Linked DNA regions of Homo sapiens: region 2 is linked to region 1. A link is an interaction called in ENCODE POLR2A ChIA-PET data of the cell type or tissue named here. Cell type or tissue: PC-9. All regions are shown on one strand. Region 1 overlaps SYT6 (synaptotagmin 6). Region 2 overlaps LINC01356 (long intergenic non-protein coding RNA 1356).

Evidence for each region. ChIA-PET counts read pairs that join two places held together with the same protein. Peaks named below come from ENCODE experiments on the same cell type or tissue, not always from the same donor. Only the 100,000 strongest peaks of a DNase experiment are listed, where the experiment ranks them.
Region 2: POLR2A ChIA-PET joins it to region 1 with 9 read pairs; 1 of 35 experiments calls an interaction of 5 or more read pairs at or near these places.

What each region holds. Positions count from the first base shown.
Region 1 is chr1:114,112,448-114,116,447 of GRCh38, reverse strand. The region is part of intron 3 of SYT6 (synaptotagmin 6); the gene reads left to right. Among named protein-coding and RNA genes, the nearest start is that of SYT6, 39 kb to the left of the region's middle. In PC-9, no CTCF peak of the experiment used is centred here; DNase peaks (open chromatin) are centred at 1,867, 2,457, 3,407, 3,977 and 1 weaker place; H3K4me3 peaks cover 451 bases; H3K27ac peaks cover 3,896 bases.
Region 2 is chr1:112,817,047-112,821,046 of GRCh38, reverse strand. LINC01356 (long intergenic non-protein coding RNA 1356) reads left to right here. Exons shown (of 7, transcript NR_103746.1): 7 at 506-878. Among named protein-coding and RNA genes, the nearest start is that of LINC01357, 31 kb to the left of the region's middle. RefSeq lists enhancers at 2,131-2,860, 2,861-3,592. In PC-9, no CTCF peak of the experiment used is centred here; a DNase peak (open chromatin) is centred at 1,776.

The DNA.
Region 1 (4,000 bases):
TTTCATATGTGGGTTTCCTCCTCCCAGTCCTGGTGGCTGCTCCCCAGAGACCTCAGGTACAAAGATCTGTGCAGAGAGGGCCCGGGGTTCTTCCACTGAACTGCCGCGTTGGGGACAAGAATTTTGGCCCAGGGGTTCTGCCCCTGCTGGCCTAGCTTCTCCCCCTCCCTCCTTCCCCTGAGGCAGTGTCTGCTGCAGCAGTTTGGCACTTGGTGAGAGAATGACTTAACAGGTGACTTTCGTGAGAAATGACGGGCTGAGGCCAGGGTGCTGCACTAGCAGGTTTAAGTGAGCAGGATGTATCCTCTCATAGTCTGTAACGCAGGGTGACACCATCCATTCATCTTCTTTCAAGAGAGGCAGGTGGGGGCAGGCAGAAGGGAGGTAATATTCTAAGTCTCAGAGCTTTCTCTCTCATGCTTCTTGCTTCCAGAACACCAAGAAATTTCACCTTCAAAACCTACACGGTCCTCGGCAGCCCTAACCCTCAATAACCAGGGACAGAAGGTGGGGTGGAGTGGGGTGGAGCATGGACAGTCCCAGAGGAGGCTGGGTGGGATGGAGGAGAAGAGCAACACCTTCAGAGTCAACAAACCTGAGTCCAAAGCCAAGCTTAGCACATGAGACCCTAGGCAAGTTATTTAACCTCTATGAGTTTCAGTACAATGTAGAGATGATTATGCGCTCCTCCCAGGCATAGAGTATGAGTAAAATGAACGTAATATGTGTTAAGAGCTGGGTGCAGTGGCTCATGCCTGTAATCCCAGCACTTAGGGAGGCCGAGGCGGGCAGATCATGAAGTCGGGAGTTTGAGACCAGCCTGGCCAACATGATAAAACCCCGTCTCTACCAAAAATACAAAAATCAGCCCGGCATGGTGGCATGCACCTGTAATCCCAGCTACTCGGGAGGCTGAGGCAGGAGAATTGCTTGAATCCAGGAAGCCGAGGTTGCAGTGAGCCGAGATCGCACCACTGCAGTCCAGCCTGGGCGACAGAGCGAGACACTCAAAAAAAAAAAAAAAAGTGTTAAGTACCCAACATAGTGCCTACAAACTAGTAGATGCTCCATAACTGTTAATCTCCTCCTCTCTTGACTTTGGCTTTAATCACCAAAATAAATAGATTCAAAGAAGTGGAAGAAACTTCAAAATCCTGTCCAGAGTATTCGTGTTCAATTGGTTCTTCCAACTAGACAAAAGCAATGGTTGTCAGTTCCTGAGACTTCCCTGGGGCATGTTAAACATAGATTATTGGCCCTGCCTTCTGGTGAGGGTAGGGCCCAAGAATTTGTGTTTCTGATTAGTTCCAAGTGATGCTGATCTTATTGGTCAGGAACACATCCTTGGAGATCTATGGCAATAAGGAATATTTACAGAGTGGTGTCAGATATCTTTGAAACACTGTCTTTGCTTAATACCTAATTTTCTTAAACCCTGTAAATTTGGATAAGGCAGCTTCTTTCTAAAATATACCCAGTGTGCCATGTGGTGCACAGGAAAAAGGCAAAGGGAAGTAAGTGGTGAGGGCCAGGACCAGTCCAGCAGCCCACATGGCTTCGATCCTTCAGAACCCTTGCTTGTGCCTAAAAAAAGAGAAGAGGCCTTTTATGCCTTAACTTTTGCTTGGCAGCTCTGATATTTAATGACTTCAGTTGCATTAGGACATGTTCCATGTCACAGAGATTCTAATAGGGTCTGACCTGGGGCAACCTCAGAATCTCTCGCCTTATATCACGAACTGAGGCTATGTAACACTCATCTGGGAAGCCTGTCAATAATGCAAACATCCAGGCCCCGCCTCCAGAGATGATGACTCAGTAGATCTTGGGCGCAGCTCAGGAATCAAGTCTCCACCTCCCAAGCTTCTAATGCAGGGAATATTCAGCCCACCCGCTGAGGAACACCTATGAGGCTCCACCCTGACACCATCTCAATAACCACAGCAACCCTCCTGGGGAGACCAGAGGCTGAGGCTGAGGTTAAGCAAGGGCCTACTCTTGTCACCCATTCATTTTGCCACCTTAACCAGGTGAGCCCCACAAAGCTGAGTTGCTCATTAATTCAACAAATACTTGTCAGCATCTGTTATACACCAGGCACCGTGCTCAGTACTGAGAATACAGTGGTGAGTAAAATATGAGGTTGAGATTAGGGTGAGGCGAGTGAAGTACCCAGGGGGCAGAATGGAAGGGGACACTCACTCTTGGATACATGCATGAACCTGACAGTGAGCACTTCCTTCACTTTTGTACCTGGGCACCTGCTTTGCCTCACCCTTGTCCTGGCCCTGGCAAAACAGACCCAGATCTGTCCTTCGGGAACACAGTTGGCAGCAGAGGGAGGCGCTGGAGGAAGTGGCCTGAGATGAGTGGGTCTCTGCCATGTGAAGAGCTGGGGAAAGAACGGTCAATCAGAGGAAGAGAAAGTGCAAAGTCATGGGGCAGGAAGAGCCTGGGGCATTTGAGGAAGCCTGTGAGGAGAGCCCTGGCACGGGGGGAGGCTGAAGAGTCAGCCCCGTTCGTGGAGGGCCCTGTAGATCTTGATAAGTGCTTTTGTTTTTATTCCTAGTGAAAGGGGATGCCATTGGAGGTTTTAAACAAGGAGTGGTACAATCCATTTTCCATCTGGGGAAGAGCACTCTGGCTGCTGTGTGGAGAATGGGGCGGGAGAGCAAGGGAAGCAGGGAAGGCAGATAGGAGGCGGCTGTATGCTGGCAGGGGGGTAGGCTTTGGCCTCCGTGTGGCACTGGAGATGGAGAGAGGTGGGTGGACTTGAGATGGAATTTGGAGTTAGAATTATCAGGGCTTGATGATGATCTAAATCCAAAAGAGGAAGGCAGATGTCCACAAAGATGTCTCATTTCTGGCTTGAGCAACTGGGTGGATGGATGGGCCAGGTTGGGGAAAATTAGAGGAGAATGTAAACAGAAAAGGGCAACTTTGAGCCTCTGAGAAGTTTTAGATTTCCAGCCACATGGCCATGTCATTTTGGATATATGAGTCTGGAGTCTAGAAGAGATGTCTGCGGAGGGGCCATAAACTCAGGAGCCATGAGTGGGGAGATGGATATTAACATTATGGCTGAGTGAGGAGAGAAAAAGCTTGACAAACTTCACTGTTTAGAGGCAGGGATGGGAGAAGAGGCTGGCACAGGAAACCTGAAAAAGGCAGCCAGAGAGGTGGGAGAAGAACCGGAAGGAAGTGGAGTTGTCAAGAGCAGGGCAGTCAACTCTGTGAAAGGCTGGAAAGAGCTTCTCTATGGAGCACCTTGCCATGGCAAGACCCAGAGATTCTGGAGTGTGGGGAGCAGGAGGTGGGGAAAGATCTTAATCTTCAGGGTGACTGTCCCCAAAGAGATGATGAAGCTAAAGCCACTGTCACGCAGTGCAGGCCTGTGCCTTTGGCTGAGACCAAAGCCCTGCCTATTTGGCATCCCCCTCAGGGCACTTGTTTGCAAGAAACATTCCTCAGCTGCCCCAGGAGACTCATCAGGAAACCAGGACCAAGGTATCTTCCCTCCTGCTGAGAGTCCCAGCCCCCACAGCCCTGCGAGGGGCAGAGAGCAGATCTCTCACCACGGGGAGATGTCTGCCCTCTCCCCAGGAGAAACTGGCAGCTATTTGACAGCCACTCGGCAAGACAACTTGTGACAAGAAATTAAGATGGATTTTCATCATTAACTTCATTAATGTACCCTTTACTACCCCCACCACCCCTGTGGTTAATGAAGATGACAGTGGAAGGACCAGATCTGAAGTGAGGTCCTCGGCTCTGGGCTCTCAGGCACAAGCACCCTACGGCACAGACTTCCTGGCTTGACCAGGCATTACTGCCATCTCTTCTAAAATTTCTCCAAACTCCACTCCTCTCAAGCTCCTTTCCACTCTCTCAGCCCCTCTTCTTCTCCACCCTCACTTTAAAAAGTCATTAGGAAGAGATCTGCACCTCCCAGTGTGTTCTGACTCACGGATATTTGCCCAAAAGTAATGGTGCGTGTGAA
Region 2 (4,000 bases), 1.3 Mb after region 1:
TTCTTTACACTGCCGGTTTACACTGTTTCTCCAAGCCATCACAGCTGATATCTCCTGGTGCTATCCCCAAACCGCCACTCTTAACTCTTAAAGTAAATAAATAATCTTTGCTGGCAGGGCTATGCTGAACCCCCTTGAGCACTCTCTAATTGGATGTCCTAGGTCCTCCCAATTCTTAGTCATTTAATACCTGTTTTTCTCCTTCTCTTATTTGGACCTTGTGTCTTCTGTTTAGTTTCTCAATTCATAACAAAACTGTATCCAGGCCATCACCAATCATTCTATATGACAACTGTTTCTTCTCACAACCCCACAATATCACCCCTTACCACAAAATCTTCCTTCAGCTTAATCTCTCCCACTCTAGGTTCCCATGCCACCCCTAATCCCGCTAGAAGCAACCCTGAGAAACATCATCCATTATCTTTCCATACCACCCCCCGAAAAATTTTTACCATCCCAACACTTTACCACTATTTTGTTTTATTTTTCTTATTAATATAAGAAGACAGGAATATCAGGTCTCTGAGCCCAAGCTAAGCCATCATATCCCCTGTGACCTGCATGTATGCATCCAGATGGCCTGAAGTAACTGAAGAATCACAAAAGAAGTGAAAATGGCGCGTGCCTGCCTTAACTGATGACATTACCTTGTGAAATTCCTTCTCCTGGCTCATCCTGGCTCAAAAGCTCCCCCACTGAGCACCTTGTGACCCCCACTCCTGCCTAACAGAGAACAATCCCCTTTGACTGTAATTTCCCACTACCTACCCAAATCCTATAAAACGGCCCCACCCCTATCTCCATTCACTGACTCTTTTTGGACTCAGCCCACCTGCACCCAGGTGAAATAAACAGCCTTGTTGCTCACACAGAACCTGTTTGGTGGTCTCTTCACACGGCGAGTGAAATTTAGTATTGTACCAATGGTAAATTGACAAATGTACCACGTTTATATAAGATTAACAGCAGAGGAGGCCGGGGGCGGTGGCTCATGCCTGTAATCCCAGCACTTTGGGAGGCCGAGATGGGCGGATCACGAGGTCAGGAGATCAAGACCATCCTGGCTAACACAGTGAAACCCTGTCTCTACTAAAAATACGAAAAAAAATTAGCTGGGCGTGGTGGTGGGCACCTGTAGTCCCAGCTACTCGGGAGGCTGAGGCAGGAGAATGGTGTGAACCCGGGAGGCGGAGCTTGCGGTGAGCCGAGATCGCAGCACTGCACTGCAGCCTGGGCGACTGAGTGAGACTCCGTCTCAAAAAAAAAAAAAAAAAAAAAAAAAAGATTAACTGCAGAGGAAGCTGGGTGAAAAGTATACAGGAACTCTCTATACTATCAAACTTTTTTTTAAAATCTGAAATTCCAAGATAAAAAGTAAGAAAATACCCATAACCCTGACTCCTTAGCTGAGCCGTCATCCTGCCAGGGCATCTTCCCCACTGTCAGAAAAGACAGTGCCAGACAGTGTCTTGTAAAGCAATTGCATTACAGCTTAGTGGCTACAGCTGAAGGCTGTACTGGATGGAAGTTCAGGAAACAGAAGAGGCTGAGTCCTGGGTGATCCTGAGGGTAAATAATGGCCAAACCTATCACTGGCTCCCGCAGTTCTGCAGTTTTGTCCCTCGGCTTTGAAATTCACAATGTGATTTTTCTCACTTGTGTATTTCCTTCCTTAATATGCTTTGCTGTCTCAAGAATTAAAAGAGCTTGCATTTTACTCACTTGCTCACTCCAGCTGGGTCCCAGGAGGAAGTGGCCATAAGTCATGAAGAAGTTAGGATTACGTCACATGATAAGCACAAGATAAGCACAACAGGGGAAGACTTGGATGTGCAGGGGGTGGTTTTCCAAGCCAGAAGCTTTATCCAGCTCCTACACTCCTTCCACCCACACAAAAGAGTCATTGTTTTTATTTATATCCACTTCCCCAAGGTTTGTGTGGATTAGATGATAAATTGTATGTAAAAGGGCTTCATACACTGTAAATATGACCAGCATTCATTCATATTCTGGTGCACTGACTATATGTATATACATCATTTTTTGTGTTTTTTTTTTTGAGATGGAGTCTCGCTCTGTCACCCAGGCTGGAGTGTAGTGGCACAATCTCGGCTCACTGCAACCTCCGCCTCCCGGGTTCAAGCAATTCTGCCTCAGCCTCCCGAGTAGCTGGGATTACAAGCATGTGCCACCACGCCTGGTTAATTTTTTTGTACTTTTAGTAGAGACAGGGTTTCACCATGTTGGCCATGCTGGTCTTGTGCTCCTGACCTTGTGATCCACCCGCCTCGACCTCCCAAAGTGCTGGGATTACAGGCGTGAGCCACCGCGCCCGGCCCGACTATATGTATATACATAATATGAGAAAGTTCAGCCGGGCACGGTGACTCATGCTTATAATCCTAGCACTTTGGGAGGCTGAGGCAGGTGGATTGCCTGAGCTCAGGAGTTCGAGACCAGCCTGGGCAACATGGTGAAACCCCATCTTTACTAAAATGCAAAAAAAATAAAAAATAAAAAAATAAAATTAGCTGGGCATGGTGGCGTGCTCCTGTAATCTCAGCTACTCGAGAGGCTGAGACAGGGGAATCGCTTGAACTTGGGAGGCAGAGGTTGTATTGAGCCAAGATTGCACCACTGCACTCCAGCCTGAGCGATAGAGCCGAGACTCCAACTCAAAAAAAAAAAAAAAAAAGATGAAGTTTGCCCTAGGGCGTTTTTCTCTTGCTGTTTTTTATTCTCTGTGCCCTCCTATCCCTCATGCTTTTGTTTGTTTTAAATGAGAAGGGCCTGAGTGCCTTTCTATCTGATTGTAATTCTGAATGCGATTCACACTGGAAGCTATGGAGACATTTGGTAACAACTGTAGACCCAGCCCTAGAAGGTGAATTTTAAGCATTGTCCAGCTTCTCAAATGCTAACGAGGAGCACAGCTGGGAAGACCTGGGCTTGCAGGGGGTAGATTTCTGAGCCAGGAGCTTCAGGGGGTTCCTGCACTCCCTCCACCCCCACACCGGCCCCACCCCATTCCTCCTGCATAGTTCTCAAGTACCAATCCCTGTAGGTCGCCCTGCTTCAGTGTCTCCCCATCAACACCCCCACCTTGCCTTTTTCCTTGCTATAGCTGTGGGTCAGGCCCTCACAGGGCCTCATCAGAATTCCTGAAATCTCCTTCGAAAAGCCTCCCAGCCTCACTTCTCATTTGCCACTTCCAAACCATCAATGCTACTATCACAGTATTGTAGGGAAAAGAAAGAAAGATCAGACTGTCACTGTGTCTATGTAGAAAGGAAAGACATAAGAGACTCCATTTTGAAAAAGACCTGTACTTTAAACAATTGCTTTGCTGAGATGTTGTTAATTTGTAGCTTTGCCCCTGCCACTTTGACCCAACCACTTTGACCGAACTTGGAGCTCACAAAAACATGTGTTGTATAAAATCAAGGTTTAAGGGATCTAGGGCTGTGCAGGACATGCCTTGTTAACAAAATGTTTACAAGCAATATACTTGATAAAGGTCATTGCCATTCTCTAGTCTCAATAAACCAGGGGCACAATGCACTGTGGAAAGCCGCAGGGACCTCTGCCCTTGAAAGCGGGGTATTGTCCAAGGTTTCTCCCCATGTGATAGTCTGAAATATGGCCTCGTGGGATGAGAAAGACCTGACTGTCCCCCAGCCTGACACCCATAAAGGGTCTGTGCTGAGGTGGATTAGTAAAAGAGGAAAGCCTCTTGCAGCTGAGATAGAGGAAGGCCACTGTCTCCTGCCTGCCCCTGGGAACTAAATGTCTTGGTGTAAAACCCGATTGTACATTTGTTCAATTCTGAGATAGGAGAAAAACCGCCCTATGGCGGGAGGTGAGACATGTTTGCAGTAATGCTGCCTTGTTATTCTTTACTCCACTGAGATGTTTGGGTGGAGAGAAACATAAATCTGGCCTACGTGCACGTCCAGGCATAGTACCTTCCCTTGAACTTAATTATGATATAGATTCT